Regions from separate parts of the Homo sapiens genome. Here region 2 is linked to region 1. Evidence: chromatin contacts called from ENCODE Hi-C or POLR2A ChIA-PET data. All regions are on one chromosome and are shown on one strand. Each heading gives the region's core, a stretch centred on a gene start or an enhancer-like site at or near the end of the contact. The rest is flanking DNA. Distances are from core to core; before and after follow the strand shown.

Region 1 (2,693 bases), core at 110-2,609:
CTGGAGATTCTCACTGTGGTTTCCAGACTGGAAGGTCTGAGTGGTCTGAGGAAATAGCAAATGCTCACTGTGTTCCCTGCAGCCTCCTGGGAAGGGTTACACATAACACTGAACTGGCTCTCCATGATGCCCAAGCAATTTGTTAAAATGTTTACAAAAATCACTTCCCCAACAAATGTGTACTGAGAAAGGCTCTGTTTAAGACAGTCAGCTGAAGGTGGAGGGGAAGCTAGTAGATAAGGAATTCAAGAATGCAAAGCTATGACCCTACTTGAAGGGGTGCAATGATCTGAACCCCAAGCCTTATGTGAGTACATGGTTTCTTGCTGTTAGTTATGTGCTGAAAGCCAATAACCAATGACATGTAACTTCTCTGAAAATAGAATTATTTACTCCATTAATCATCCCCATGAGAGAGTTGGTTACCCTCAACAAGGGAATATTCCTGTGGACATCTTCTTTAGCCCAGGAGAGAAAATAAGGGAGCAGAGGCAGCATGTCCCTACTTAGAAGTCTGGCCATTGTCTACACAGTGCCTTGCTGCCTCATCATGCTTTTACTTGTGTAGACAGTCTCATTGGATCATTACAACAACCTTGTGCTGAGAAAGAGCAGAGCCTGTGGCATTATCTATAAGGATGGTGATGATATTAAGAAATTTGGCCATTTATTGAATACTTACAATGTATGGGGCCCTGGCCCTGTATTCTATGCACAGTTGCCTGTTTATTCCTCACTGCTGCCCTGTAAGGAAGGTACCTCTTTTTGGCCATTTTGTTGATAAGGAAAATGAGGCTCAGAGAGTGACTTACTCAAGGTGACACATCTAGTTAGTGCCAGAGCTAGATTTGAACCCAGGTCTGGCTGACCAAAAGTCCTTGCTCACAGACACTGAACTCAGTCCACAAGGCATTGGTAACTTGCTGACAGGTACACAGCGGGTGATACAGGACTCTGAGTTCCCGCCTCGTGCTTTGGGATCCTTCCCCCTGCCCATACTTAGCTCAGCTGAGTCTCTTGGAGTGGGTGGTTTCCAACTGTTCTCGTCCCACCCACCTTCTCTTCCACCCCCTCTGCCCAGACGTGGACAGCTTCCTTTCTGTGTGCACTAATGAGCTCTCTAAGCCCAGGCAGTGCCCTGGGGTGCCAGATGTTAGGGTCACAGTGGGAGTTAGCCAGGAACATAGGCGTCTCCTGTTTGTTTTGGGAAGGCACCAATTCTGGACCACCCAAACTGCTCCTTAGCCAGAGCTCGCTTGGGAACTCTGACATGGAGTTGGCAGCTTTCCTGGTCCTCCTGATAACTCCCCTGGGCCTGAGGCTCAAGTACCATAAGCCTCTCAAAGCCCCCAACCAGTGCACTGCTGGTGCTTAATGCACAGCCCTTGGCTGAGGATGTCCAGTTTCCTCCATTCAGACAGGAGACAGCTGTCCACCCCTGTTCTGGAAGTCCTGACTCAAAACAGTGGTGCCTGTTTCTTCCTTCCTGGTCCACCTGGCTTCAGCCTCAGCCTGTACCGGTTTTCACCTAAACTGCCCACCTCCACAGCAAGGCCAGGAAGAGCTCCCAGCCTGAAGTGCCTCCACTCATTGTTACTGTTGGTATTATTGATGTGCTCAGATTGGATGGAGAATGGGAGGCTCATTGTGTGGCTTTAGAATCAGAGAGTTCTGGCTCTGAATCCCAAACATGCCGCTTAGGAGCTGCAGGACCTTGAGAAAAGCCACAATTTCTCAGCATGTTGCAGTGTCTTTATCTGTGCAGTGGGGCTCATGCCACCTACCTCTCAGGGCTGGTGTGTGGATTAAAGGTGATGTTTCATAAGAGGTGTCTAGGACAAGGCCTGGCACATCAGGCCCTCCATGGATGTGACTCTCTCCTCGCCACTTAGCCACACGAACAATCACTCCTCTTCTTATGGACACCTGTTCTGTGGCTGAGTGGCTTCTAAAAATAAGCGGACACTTCTGCACACTTTCCCTGGAAGAGATAAGGGAGTGCTGGTGGCTTGGTTTCAGTGGGTTTAGTGTTGGGCGGCTGGTGGAAATGATCCAGTTACTTCTGATCCCTCCTCTGCACGGACGCCTCCGTGGTGTGCAGGCCCATTCCTCCGTCCCGAGCATGCAATGTCCTCATTTGGAGAGGTGAAAGGGAATGTTTATAACTATGCTTCCTAGTAGCTTGGGGGAGAGAGGACACCAGAACAACTTCTCTACACAGAAAGTACAAAGACCAATGCCTCTGCCTGTGTGCCTTGGAGACGCTTCCTTTTCAGGCTCATCAGAGATTTCTCCCAATTGTAGTTTCCACTACCTCCACACCCTTGCATTCTGTACTCTCTATTCTCTTTGTTTAGAACAACTTCCCTTCCAATCTTAATTTTTTAAAAAAGTTTTAGAGTACAAGTGGTTTTTGCTTACATAGATTAATTGTATAGTAAATACAATTACTATAAAGTCTGAGATTTTAGTGCACCCATCACCCGAGTGGTGTACATTGTACCCAATGTGTAGTTTTTTTAAAATCCCTCATGGCATTTCCTGTCTTCCCTTTTTGGAGTCTCCAAAGTCCATTATACCACTCTGTCTGCCTTTGGATACCCATAGCTTAGCTCCCATTTATAAGTGAGAACATATGGGATTTGGTTTTCCATTCCTGAGTTACTTCACTTAGAATAATTGCCTCTAGCTTT
Region 2 (2,693 bases), core at 143-2,642, 210 kb before region 1:
CTGCCTGTAGAGCAGAGCCGCATCCCTGCCGCTGTCTCCGAGGGCAGTGTCGGATGGTTCTTTCATTTGTTTCCTGAGAATGGTTTACAATATAGATTAGCGGGGCCCCAGAGGAAACTGGGGTTTGCTCACTGCAAACAGCCAAAAGATCTTCAAGAGAGAACGTGTTAGGCTGGAATATCATCTTTTCCCACATGTGCAAGACTCTTGGATTGTGTTTGCTTTCAAAATCCATAAATGTTTTTATTAAACTATATCTTTCTTGTGGCCCCTGCGCACACAAAGTACTTGCAGCATATGTAAACGCTTCCATTTTGGTTCTCCTTCAGGAAAATTTTGTAACTCCGCAGTAAATATTTGCTCTGGGGTGAACCTTGGCAAGCGATAAACTCCAAAATCTGGTTTCACTGTACGTGTTTGTGTGCACATGTGTATGTTTTAACAGTATGTATATATTGGAAAATTTGCGGGAGAGCTTGATATTTTTACTTCTTTGCTGCGCCGCAGGAAAGTATAATGACTGTAATTACTTGGATAACATTTTAAAATTAACCAAATTCTCTTTCACATTCGATTCTTCCTTGTGTGCTGCCAGCCCTTCCTCCCAAATCATGTCAATTAAATATTCTTACAATGTCACCCTTTATAATGCCTTTAGTGTAGTGATTTTGGGGGTATATTTTAAAGTGATAAAGTGCAGTTTTGCTTCCTAAATTCTGTCTTAATAATAAGAATGTAAAAATTAAACAAATCATGATCTTTATTATTCTTTTATGTTTATAGTTTCTTTTCCTCTAATGCTTTAATCTGTAAGCCAAAAAATTTCAGAGAGATAAATGGAGACAGCTCAGTAGCATGGCAGGCAGAGTCAGGATTTTGGATTCTCATCCCTGAAGAAAAACTTGAAGTTATTCCTCTGTGATGAAAAATACTTTATTTTTATGAAGAAATGGAATCTGCTGAGGTTGAATAAATTAGAAAACTCTATGGAAGATCATTAAAATATGAAAACTGTTAGCATTGGGCTGTGTGTTAGTCATCTTTAAGAGAATAATCGGGAATTATTAACTGACTTTGACCTCATGAGCCTTGACATAATAACTGTGGCATTCGCGGTGTCCCTGGTGTTTTAAAAACCACCCTCCTCCCCCGCGTGCATTACAAAAATATGTCCTCTTCCTCTCATGTTGATTATATGGGTTTTATTTATTCTAATGACTGCTGTAGAGAGAGAAAATGCAGCTCTGAGCAGGGAGAAACAAGAACCCTTGTACACGTTTGCTGTGGGGTGGGCTGGCCACATAAGTTGAGTAGCCTTTGGCCAGATAAGCAAATGCACACTTCGCCTCCCAGTGAAAACATCATCCCCAACAAACATCATGTGGGCCTGAGTCACTCTCTGGAGAATCTGCTTCTCAGAGTTTGGTTTGGCAGTTCAGGCAGATATAATCCTTCCTTTCATTTTCCCCTGCCCTTTTGAAGAGCAATAATTTTCAGTCCCCTCACACCAAGGGCACTTTGAGAGATGGCCTACAGCTACACGGAGGAAGTTTCTTTGGCACAGCCTTTTGGGAGCTGTGAATATTTGAGGCTGTCTCAAATGGGGACTGTGTCCTTTGAATGAAGTGTTACACAGATGTGTGAGTGAATCCATGGGAACAGAGGCAGATGTTAGGGAGTTAGAGAATTCTGAGCTCTGTGGGCCGTGTCAGTCTGAAGAAAGGCAAGACGGCTGTTAGGTGCAGCCTGTAAGTGCTGTTCATCGAACTGGCCTCAATTCGTCTGCGCTTGGAAATAACTGAAATTGTCTGACCACTAAAAGTGTGATACAACTTGGAAGAGGGGCAGGAGAATACATTTTACTGGGGGCCATAGATCTGGCTTGGGCAAGCAATCTGTGTGTATTCAGATCCTGCATGTTTCTGAAAGATGATAGATGGATAATCGAAGCACACTTCTGCAGAATTTTTTTCTAGAGTATTTCAGTCCAAAAGAGCGCTAATGTGAGCTACATAGCTCATTTTACATATTACATTATATTACACATTAAAAAAAAGGTGAAATTATTTAATAGTATTTTTCATTAAATGCAATATCTCAAAAATATCACTTCAACATGTAATCAATATAAAGTTAGTATTGAGATATTTTACATTTTTTGCCCCTTCCCATATATTCAATAGCTGGTGTGTATTTCATTCTCAGAGCTCATCTCAGCTTGGACCAGACACATTTCGAGTGCTTGGTAGCCTCAGTGACCAGTGGCTGCTTCACTGGAGAGTACCAGTTCCAGATCATCTGGGTGCGTGTACAAAGTCACTAACAGATTTCCTCCCACATTTCTGTGAAGGTCTATGAAATTTTAAGTATCATAGGAAAGATTGAAGAAAATAGGTTCTAAAGCAGATGTATATTTTGAACACTGCCATTTTAGCTCTGAGGCTTCAAGCCATGATTAAGGAATATGTGACCTTTGAAAGAAGTAGGTGATGCCTTTTATAGATTTTATTCCATTTAAAAATATATTTTTAATTATAAAAATGAATCCATACTTACTATAGAATACTCAATACAAGGTCTAGAAAATAACAAAAATCATCTAGAATCCCACCATCTATAGCTAATCACCTTTTGAAGTTTTGGAGTATTGCTGTTCTCGTATGTGGATCGGTTTCATAGTTGTCATTATACTG

The links. A loop is a pair of places that touch in the nucleus more often than their neighbours do. ChIA-PET counts read pairs that join two places held with the same protein, here RNA polymerase II (POLR2A). Pooled maps may share reads with other maps.
Region 2: a loop to region 1 is called in a map of heart left ventricle, with 2.6 times the contacts of the local background. The contact joins two enhancer-like sites. A Hi-C loop is called at or near these places in 7 of 168 maps with a recorded cell type or tissue (aorta, cardiac septum, heart left ventricle and 3 more), 1 of 37 single-sample maps with no recorded cell type and 8 of 50 pooled maps. POLR2A ChIA-PET finds 5 or more read pairs at or near these places in 2 of 52 experiments (AG04449 and SK-N-SH).

What each region holds. Positions count from the first base shown.
Region 1 is chr7:25,635,617-25,638,309 of GRCh38, reverse strand. All of the region lies in intron 3 of LINC03007 (long intergenic non-protein coding RNA 3007), which reads left to right. Among named protein-coding and RNA genes, the nearest start is that of LINC03007, 150 kb to the left of the region's middle. Within about 2 kb of position 1,359, at least 5 of the 41 ENCODE cell types and tissues checked have a DNase peak (open chromatin) inside an H3K27ac peak, as active enhancers do; they include heart right ventricle, where a contact is called at or near this core.
Region 2 is chr7:25,848,535-25,851,227 of GRCh38, reverse strand. No RefSeq gene overlaps it. Among named protein-coding and RNA genes, the nearest start is that of LINC03007, 60 kb to the right of the region's middle. Within about 2 kb of position 1,392, at least 17 of the 41 ENCODE cell types and tissues checked have a DNase peak (open chromatin) inside an H3K27ac peak, as active enhancers do; they include heart right ventricle, where a contact is called at or near this core.